Linked DNA regions of Homo sapiens: region 1 is linked to region 2. Evidence: chromatin loops called from intact Hi-C (ENCODE). Cell type or tissue: HepG2. All regions are shown on one strand. Each heading gives the region's core, and the rest is flanking DNA. Links, peaks and the distances in the headings are about the cores only.

What was found. A loop is a pair of places that touch in the nucleus more often than their neighbours do. Peaks named below come from ENCODE experiments on the same cell type or tissue, not always from the same donor. Only the 100,000 strongest peaks of a DNase experiment are listed, where the experiment ranks them.
Region 1: a loop joins it to region 2, with 9 times the contacts of the local background. A loop is called at or near these places in 3 of 110 quality-filtered maps.

What each region holds. Positions count from the first base shown.
Region 1 is chr3:187,614,106-187,619,492 of GRCh38, forward strand. No RefSeq gene overlaps it. Among named protein-coding and RNA genes, the nearest start is that of SST, 54 kb to the right of the region's middle. In HepG2, for the core only: a CTCF peak has its summit at 2,400; a DNase peak (open chromatin) is centred at 2,376.
Region 2 is chr3:189,146,231-189,151,617 of GRCh38, forward strand. It overlaps a transcript of TPRG1 not described here. Among named protein-coding and RNA genes, the nearest start is that of TPRG1, 23 kb to the right of the region's middle. In HepG2, for the core only: a CTCF peak has its summit at 1,971 (motif pointing left); a DNase peak (open chromatin) is centred at 1,961.

The DNA of each region.
Region 1 (5,387 bases), core at 282-5,281, 1.5 Mb before region 2:
GGAAAAACAAACAAACAAACAGACAAAAAACAAAAACCTCCCACTTTCCTCCATCCTCTCTTGAGACATTTAGCTCTTTCTTCCTTGTTAAATGTTGTTAGTCTACATGTCTTGGCTTTCTGACCTCAGATATTACTCCATTATGCAGAATTAACTTAGCTCTCTTGGGAGTCAAGGCAGCCCCTTCCACATGACTCTTCTGTAGCATTTACCTTATTTTCTCTTGGTTATTTTCTTATTCTCAGTCCTCAACTCCTTCCTCTCATTGTCAATTCTGAGTTCCACAGGACAGAGGTATTTTCTCATCCTTGTATGCTCAATGTCTAATACAGCGTTAATAACTGCTAACTGAATACTCTGAGATCAGAGATTGAGGTTTAGTCATCTCAAAATGTACTTGACACATAGGAATTTCCTTATTACTTGTTAATCCAAAAGAAATTCTGAACTAGTGGCTATTTCTAAGGAAGTAACGCTCCATAGTTTTTCAAATTTACATTACAAACTTAGTAGTGGGTATCAAGGAATATGATGTGTGAGTGGGAAGGGGTGGTTCTTGGAAATGCTTGTATTCCTGATAGTGATGTTTTGTGAAAGCCTGTTAGTTTTTGCAAAATGACTGGTCCTCAAAGTTTGTAAGTCTTAGACTGGAAAGTGGTCTTAAAGCCATGCATCTAGTTCAACTCATACTTGATACATGAGTATCCAGCCTATGCGTGAACACTGCTAGGGTTAAGGAAAACACTAGTTCTGTAAGCAACACACTGAATCTTTAGGCAGCTACGTTAGAAAGTGCTCGCTATATTACTTAGCCATTAGAGACGATGATTAAGAGGACTATATGGCCCCAGTGAGCATGTTTTCTATAATGGCACATAAAACAAAGAAAAAGCAAGGTACAAAAGCCATCATAAATGTTATGAATATAGCTATGAAAAATATGCATGAGGGAAAGGGTTAAAAGAAAATATATCAAAATTATAATTCATTCACTAATTCCTTTACCAAATAGCACTAAGGCCCTATTATGGGCAAGGCACTGTTCAAGACACTATGGATATGTCATGGACAAGGTGGACAAGCCTTAATAGCTGGGTTATGATGATGGAATTGGGGTGAATTTTGTTTATTATCTCCATATTCCCCATTTTCTGGCCTGGGTTTATATTGATAATTAAGAAATCCTTCCTTATACTGAAAGGATATGAAAAAGAATCTTTTATTTCTTGAGTCCTGGAGATTTCAGAAAATATATTATACCAATAACTCTTCTCATGAAGAAAATGTTGACTTTCTATTAAGAAAGAAATGATCAATTGTGCCAAGGTGAGTGTGACATGTCTCCAAGGAATTTATCGGCAAGATAATGCTTTCCACTGATCTCAAAGAACAGAAGAGCTGTAAAATTCTCAAGTCAGAAAGGACTTTCCAATTTATTTACTCAGATTACCAAAATCAAGAGCAGAGCTAGAGCTAGAAAGCATAGGATAATGTTATAATAAAACCTCAGGGTTGGAGGAAACCTTAGAGTTGAACCCTCTAGCCAGCATCCCTAAGTGTTCATCTGACATCATTTTGAAGTCCTCTAAAGACAAACCATTGCATGCATTTGATTAAATTATTGCAAAAGAGAAGTTTGGCTCACTGCAAGTTTCGTGAATAGCCCATAGTGGGCAGTTCTACACTTCAAATAGCTCTTTCTTCAGTGTGTGGTTGCGTTCTAAAGGAAGTGGGCTGGGATGTGTGTGAGCATCTACCCCCTTCAAGTATGTGAAAAGGTCCACATGCATTACTAGAGATTTATGTCCTCCTTGCAGTGTGGCTGTGAGTGATAAGCAGCATCTCCTACATAAAATGTCTATAAGAAGACAATTGTCGATTAAGCTGGGATCACTTTACCTGGGATGACAGCACAGAGTTTGTGAAGAAATCCAATGATAAAAATTGAAGCTGCCTCAGTTGAAACTCTCTGGAAATCAATAAATCTATTACACCAATTTTTAATTCACCAGTAGTAGAGTTTATCTAAATATCATTATTGGCCCATGCTGACAACTTCAAAATGGAGTTTGCCTTTTGCTTAGTGAATAAAACCTTCCAAGGTAGCTAGCTGCTTTCAAAAGCTTTACAACCTTTTTTCTCACAGCAACTACTCTGATGGAGAGAAAATGGATTGTCTAGAAAGAGGCATCTTTTTCTCTGGTCCAATGATGTTAGTAACATTATCTTCACAAAGGATTACTCTCTGATAATCAGAGTCTGTCTCAGAGTCTGGCTCCAAACTTCACAAAATTTCTGCCATACCAGGCTCATGGTTCTTCTCTCTACTGCACTACAAGACATGGGGGTGGCCAAATAAGGGCACAGGGCTTCCTAGCAAATACATCTGCCACAGGCAGGGGGCAGCAAAACTCAAGGTCTCATTTGTTAAGATTTGCCTAAAACGTGCTTTTCTTGATGTGGGGTGGGTTTTCTGGTTTGTTTTTATTCTGTGGCAGTTTCTTGCCTCAACTGCCTTATTAAAAATGATTAATATAATAATCCACTTATATTTGTGTAGAAGCTTTTAAATAGAAAAGCTCTCAGCCTGCTTGGAAATTAAATAACTATTTCCTATTGACGGCATTTCCTTTGAAATGAAAGTTCCTGAAATGGATGTTCCTGGGAGGCTTCTAACTCGTAAGAGTTGAGGAGAGTATTAATTGCCATTTTGCTATTTATAATAACAGTGTCCTTACAGCTGAACACATCATCCATCCGAGTAATGAGGAACCACCATAAATGGGGCCTACTCTTTGTGAGAAAGGTCTAGAAAGAATCAAGATGCAAATCTATTTCACAGAAGCCAGAATGGATGATCTTTCTGCTCAGATGCTCTGGGAAATTGATGAGTATTGTGAAAATGGCAGAACACTTGACACGGGAAATAAATCTGTTATTAAACCAACTTGTTCTGTTGTTTGTTCTTTTATCAAGTTTTTAGTGTCTTGCTTGCTTTCCTAGAGTCAAGCATAAAAGAATCTCTTTCTGACTCGGCAAGCAATGAGCACTATGTAAGAGAGAAAGTGCACTGGTTTAATTCTCAACTATGACTCAGGCCAAACAGGACATGTAATTCTCTGTTCCTCCATTTCCCCATCTGTGAAACAGGATTTTCATTCTTGGCATGGCCACCACATTGTGAGGATCAAATAAACTAATAGATACGAGAAAGTGATGTAAACTATAAGGTAGTCCTCTATAACTAGAATCGTATCCTTATTGCATCACGTTGATCATAATTTATCTGCATACATGTCTGTCTCCCTAATGGACTGTGAGGTCCAGATTCATCCGTTTCCATGACAAATTAACAGGGTGTTTCTGTTATTCTCTTTAAAAGGCTTGAGTCTACATGACAACCAAATGGTTTACAAAGGAGAAAAAAATCAGTACTCGCTTTCACGTCACCGAGAACAAACATCTAAAGATTGTGTTGCATGATATCACATTTTTAACAGCAGGCGGATATTTGTCATAAAGTCACTAACTAACTTCAACAGGATGTGTTAGCCTTCACCATGGATCTACCTGGAATTAATAAGGACACTTGTACCACAAATGCACATACACACAATCTGTCCCAGGGCATAGTGTAAAAAAAGCAGCACAGAAAGAGGCATGTGTGTGTGTGTGTGCATGTGTGAGTTGAAGATTAAACACACCAAGAGAAAAATGAGGCAGCCTGTTCAACACCGTAAGAATAAGGAGAAGGTTTTTGTTGTTGTGTATGTCATCATTGTTGTTGTTACAGTAAATAGATTAGAAAAACATTCAATAACAAAATAAGGGGAAACCCAGGGTAGGGTTAGCATCCGCAAAGAATTTCCTAATGTCCTATTTAATCTAACAGGGTGCCAAGGCCTTGCGCATTAGTTCCACAACTTTCTGATATATCAAGTTTTCTCTAGGAGACAAACACAAACTGGCTTCCAGAAACAGCAAGTATATCCCAGTATTGAGACCTGAAAGTCGTCATAAAGAGCATACTGTTGTGATCGATATCTACACACTTCCAATAAATAAAATGCTTTGTCTGTACTATGCCAATGTCAGTAAAAGTAATTCAATGAGCAGCCAAAACCATGCCTTAACTCAAAAGCTCTGTAGTCTTGGTGCCCAGATAACTCTCCAAAGCATTTACTAGTGGGACCTCGGACAGATGATGTAGTCTTTTTTGGTTCGTTTTCAAATCTGAGAAAGAGAAGTATTTATCCTGATAGGGCTTCTAAGGGAAAATAATCAAAGACAAACTACCTGGCACATAGTTAGGTTCTCAATAAGTGTAGTCTGCCTTCCCACTGTGCAAATAAATGCCCAAGAAATCTGAAGAGAACCCATGTTCTAGTTGTAAATGACAGGCAACATTAGAGGGTAACTTCCTTTGACCCAAACCCTGAGTGTGTGGTAAGCAAGTCTTTTATATATCAAGGCCTTAATGCAAAATTAGATTTACGGCACACATCCTTCTAGCCATAACAGCTCTTTAATGAGTCCATTACGTTAATAAGTAGCTTGGTAGCCCAGCTCTTTGCTGTATTGTCTTTTCATCTGCTCAGCAAGACCACAGGCATTAACTACATAAACATATTCTGCATTTTGAAAAGAAAAAATAAAAAACCCTGCCACCCCTGGATACTTATCCCTTCAAGGAAGTCTCAGACTTTAGCAACAACAAAGCGTTGGTGTGTGGGACCCCACAGAGTTCATGAATTTCAGATGCTTGTAAGAAATTATCTGTTTTGCTGGACTCTTGCTGGGATCAATCAGCCCCTCAGTGGTTGGTACCAATTAAGAGCTAGTGTGATGCAAGAAGAATATTTTAAACACCATTTGACACCAAGTACTCCTCTGTCCTCTTCCTGCCTCCCTCCCTTCCTCCCCTCTAACTCTTCCACCAACCACCTTTTCAGTCCCTTTCCTTTTTAACTGTGACTCCCTGACTCCGCTCAAAGTCGTGAAGTGTAATGAAAGTAATGGCACATGTGTCTTTTCTGCAGAGGGATACTATTTATCGAGTGATTTCCCATCATCTCACAGCATCTCCCAACAGTCTGGTGTAGACAACAAGCAGAACTATCACTACCTCAACCTACTCTCTCCCTCTGTCTTTCCCAATGTATTCCCCATTTGTTCCCCACACAGCTGCCAAAGTAATCTGCTGAAGTTCAAACTGAATCATGTCATTCCTCTGCTTAAAGTAAATCCTTGGCTTCTCCTCATTGCCCAGAGGATAAAGGCCTGCTAGGGTTCACCCCTACCCTCCTCCTCAGCCTTGTCTCTCGCCACTCCTTTCCCATTCATTCTTGCAATTCTCTGAACACATTAAATGACATTTTGTCTTCCTA
Region 2 (5,387 bases), core at 76-5,075:
AAGATCAGTTTCATGTTGGGCAGTGAGTTAAATGCTGGTGGCCAAAGGATAAAGATGTGACCTCCACCTTCAGTTAGGTCACAGTTAGGAAGAGAAGGCGCCCGTAAGTCTCTCTGAGGGATCTGAGGAAGACTTAGACAATTACTAGGAATTTTCCAGGCAGATATTCCATTTAAAGAGAGTAGCCAGTGTCAAGGTTAGACGTATGAGACATCATAATGGATTCTCAAAAAAACAAATGTTGTTGGGAGTAGACTTTTCCAGGAAGGCAAGGACCTGCAATGCCCTGTACAGAGTGTCAGGGACTCAAGACGCCTTCCCACTCTGTCTGTTGTATCTTGTACATACCCATGTTAGAGCACTGATCCCCCATATTATAATTGCTGTGGATGCATCTCCTCAACACACTACAAGTTCCTTGAGGGCAGAGACCATGTTTTATATATTCTTGTATCTTCACTGCTTACCCTGAGCTATCCACAGTTTACATACTAAATAAATGCTAATAAATAAAAAAGTAATTAAATGAAAGCAATATGCATCTCATTTAAAAGATGAGTTTTGGCATGATTTAGGAAGAGGTGTTTGGTTCTTAGAGGTTTCCAAAGCTGGGCTGAATGTAACACCAAGAATCATTTCTAGAGAGTTGTGCCTTTTCCACAGTACTTCTGCAAATGCTAATGCTATTATTTAGTATATGGACACAGGTACTGCACTAAACACTTTTCCTGCCTTATCATTTAATCTGCACAGCGTCCCCTCTGGGGTCCACATGTATTTTCTCCATTTATTGATAAAGAATTTAAGATTTGGAGAGGCTAAGTAACTCATCCAAGGTCATAGATTCAGGGAGTGACACAGCTGGGATTTGAACCCCGGTCTGTTTGACTCCAGAGCCTGAGTCTTAACCACTACACTATCTACAGAAGGAAGAGGAGGGAAGAGTTATCCAGTGATCCCATCTCCAGGGTAGACCCTTGAGATTCCCTGTGAATTAAAAGAGACTTGCTTAGTTAAAAGAAGCTGAGCTCTCCAGAATCTTTCGGCCTCACATTCTAATATAACCTCTGCTCTAGCAGTGGAGAAAGAGAAAATCCATAGGGGTAGGATGAGTTTAGAGGACCTGGAGCATTGTGGATGCAGGTGGATATGGCAGCCACCCCTCCCTGCTCTCTACCTGTAGCACTACTACACCAGCAGACGCAACACTTGGTTAGAGAGCAGAGGAAATTACAAAATAGCCATGTCGGAGGCAGAAAAGAAGTGGAAATTGAGACTCTTCTTGCCTTTGAATGTTTTGTATCGTCTGGGAGACCCACTGGGATGTTTCTTTTTGTTTTTCCTTTCGACTAGGATGTCTTCCATTTGGAAGCCCCTTTGCTTCTAAGAAGTTCCAGAGACCATCCCAGGCCCACAGGTAAGGAGGCTAGGGCGTACCTCTAAGTTCTATCCTGGAAGAGAGGGAAAAGTGACCTGTAGGTCTCCGGCCTGAAAAGCACAGTGCTGTCCAGTGGAACCCAGGGGAGATAGTGATTTTAAAAGCAAGCATGGAATGCGTGGCTGACTTTTGCTTGTTGCTTGAGTCTGGCAGATGGGGGTGGGCAGGAGGTTAAGGAACTTCAGCAGACGCCAGCAGTCAGTGGATGTGGGTGGTCGTTCTTCCCAAGTGCTGAAAAGATGGTCACCTTGCACTTGTGAAGATAAAATTCAAACCTAAGTTTCTCTGTCTTGGAACACAAACAGCATAATCCTTTCTCAATCTTCGAGAGGAGTGTTTTCAAAAAGTAGCAGCATATAGGGAATACAAGGCTGCCTAAGGTTCTGATTCACAGATGTGAATTCTGCCCAGTCAAAAGTCTTGGTGTTTGTAGGATTTGTTTGTCTGCAAGGACAAAGATGAAAGGCAAGTTGCTATAAAACCTTTCTGCTCCCTCCTGATTGGTAAGCAAAAATGTCCACACACTGCCATCTGGTGGGCACTACTGGTCACTGTCGTTTTAATGGGAAAGTTTAAAGTTTACTCTAAACTTAGAAGGGGCCAGGCAACTCCTAGTCTTCAGCAAAACAGCAACGTATAAAACACAGTTCCTGGCTGCAAAGGGCTCACAGTCTAATGGAAGAAACGGACATGCCCAACACGTGGTTACAACTGAATAAGTACTATTTTAAGAAAAGGTGCCGAGTGTTATCAAAGCAGAGGACCTCTCTCTGGGAGTTTAGGGAAAGCCACCTTTGAGCTGAGTCTGGAAGCATGCCTCGCACTGTGGCAAAAAGGAGGAGAAAGTTTATTTTAAACAAGGGGCACATCATGGGTCATTGCATGGTGTGAGTTGTTAGTTCAGCCTGGCTGGTAAGTAAGGAGCATGGCAAGAAGCTATAGAAAAAAGGCTGGGAAAAGTTTAAGCCAGACCATGAGAGGCCTTGACTGCCTGACCCAGGCAATGAATCGGCTCTAGATTATACAGCCAGAATATAAAGGATTCAGATTTGGGTGGTAAAGCAATATGAAAAACAAGTGTCGGTACACACGCTTTTCAAACATTTGGAACTCTCTCATTACTTGAAATCACCTGTGGAAACCCACTATGTGAAATGGATAAAACCATAGTTCTTCTGGTCAAAGCAGAAGTGGGGATTCAGAGCCCGAAGAACTTCCACCATCCCATTTCTCCCGTTCCTGGAACATGCGGATGCCTTTGGGTAATGCCTAAGGCTCAGCAGACTCTTGCTTGACACTGCTGCTGTGGGCGATTGCTTGACCTAATGTGACTATCTCTGCTCTGGTGTTAGCACCAGCTTCGTCCTATCCCTCCTATGTCATAGGTATCCATAAAGTAGGTTCTAGATCTTTTTCTATCTCAGCGCTGTTCTCAAGATTCCATTTATGGTAATCTCTATCTTATTAATAAATTAACGTTCCCAAACAATCTATATGACCTGGTCCCTGGCCCCTAGCTTTATATTGCTAACGGACACGTGTAGGGAGGTGGATAGAAAGCAGCCATCTCTGCAGTGTCTGTTAAGCATCACTGTATGCTGTCTAATGTATTAATTCATGTTAAGTATCTACAGCATATGTGCAGCACAGATAATCTATGATGGAGTTATGAGAAGTTGTTTGATCTTACTCAGGGCACGAAAGTTGTTGCTTTCATTCCAAGAACAGCACTCTGAGAAAGCATTCAAGAGCTTTCTGATGAGTGGCTGAGTTATCAAGATCTCTAGGACTTTCTGTTCTGTGAAGACATGGAGCTTCTAGATGGCATTTGCCACCAGAGGAGAGATGTTAAGAACTGATGAAGAGTGACTGGTCCCCTGATGGGCAAAGACTGTTTTGTTTCAGCCAACGTGGTTATCTTCTGCCCTCTTCAGAACAACACTTCTAGAGGCAAAACACAAATTCCACCCACCAAACAGCATTTCCTCTCATTCTTTCTCTTGTTCCTTGTCTTTACTCACGCCTTGCCCACTCTCTCTGCATGGTGGGGTCAGTTTGCTCTCACTTTCCCACACTAACTTCTCTGTTTCGAGCCTGTGTCCGGAACTGCCTCCTTCTTGCCATCTGGTAGCTGACATCTGCCACATCTTTCCAACCAGAGCCCCCATCTTTTCTTGGAGGCCTTTAAAAAAAAAGATGTTAACTTTCATTGCATGACTTTTCCCAGTACATGATTATGTACGCAGTGTTTTCCACATGGTTGAATAACTACTTTAGCATCGACTCTTGCCTGCTTTACTTAGGTTAATTGTTATTTTCCTGAGGGCACACTGACCAGTGTCCTTTGATGTACCCAGTGCCAAATTCGATAAACAATAACCCAGAATATCACACTTTATAACTAATGAGTTGGGGCTGTTCTATGTTTTATTACAGCAAATGGAAATGCAGTTCTGCTTACTACCTTTGATGAAGAGAGTAAAGTGGAAGTGACTTGGTGAACTTGCAGGCTTTGTAGGGATTTCTTTTTTTGAGACGGAGTCTCACTCTGTCGCCCAACCTGGAGTGCAGTGGCACGATCTTGGCTCACTGCAACCTCCACCTCCTGGGTTCAAGCAATTCTCAAGCCTCAGCTTCCTGAGTAGCTGGGATTATAGGTGTGCACTACCACGCCGAGCAAATTTTTGTATTTTTAGTAGAGGCGGGGTTTTACCATGTTGGTCAGCCTGGTCTTGAACTCTTGACCTTGTGATTCACCCGCCTCGGCCTCCCAAAGTGCTGGGATTACAGGCATGAGCCACCGCGCCGAGATCTTTGTGTGGATTTCTACTGTTGATTTACCTGCTTCAGCTGCGACTGTTCATTTTCATGGCTGTTTCCCTTCATAAAACTGTTAACTCCTTGAAGGAAGGAGACGACAGTGTGAGGCTTGGGACCAGGATCACAATACATGATCAATAACTGCTTTTTAAATGTATTTTCAATAGAGTTATAAGGATTCATCTGGGCACTGAAGACATTTGGGACCTCAGTGAAGTTTCTCCGAGGCCAGATGGTCACATTGATTTTCTGGAATCATTTTGAATAAAAATGAGCGAGGTGGTGAACACAATGCAAGGCTCTCCACGTACTGTCTGGTATTGTTCAACCAGCTCCACGACTCCCTGAGGGCAGAGATGAGCAGATGTTAATGGATAAAGCCAGGTGGGATGATGTTATAACATTTCTCCTACAGCCCCAAATCTCCCAACTCCTGCATGTGTGACCTGAGTAAGACTCGGTGCAAGAAGACATCAGTGTTCCCATCTGTGAAATGAAGGAATTGACCCCCGAGGATCTTCCATTTCTGACAGTGCTTTGGATTTCATTGGTTTTGTCACAGGTACCCCCCAAAAGCCTCCATCTTTGGATAAGTGATTAAAACTGCTGAGTAATTTTCAATTAATAAAAGTTCAGTGCTGGCTCTCATTTTCTTCCAAAGATGTTTGTGGAAAGACCTGTGCAAAACACTTCAGATGGCAACCCACCTCCAAAGTGGGTCCCTTAACACCAGTCGTCCTTCAATAAGCTCAGTTATTCAGAAAAGCAAGTGAGTTTTCCAGATATAAGATACTGTATTATTAGAAACTCACCAATATAGAAAAAGCTGATGTGGGTTGGGAGATAGAGCTGATATCCCAGCAACAGTCTTCTTACTTCATAATCTAAGTATATCAGAGACGTATTTTGGAGACACAAATTTGACCCTAAATATAGCTAAAACCATGCTATAGCAAAGGACTTCGTTGTAAGGTATTACTTTGTGCTTAATTACTGAGGCCATTAAACTCCTTTGGTTGTAAGAAAGAGAAACCTAAAGAGTTTAACAGCCTCAGTAATTAAGCACAAAGTAATACCTTACACCAAAGCCCTTTGCAGAAAGAGAAACCTGGCCAGGCGTGGTGGCTCA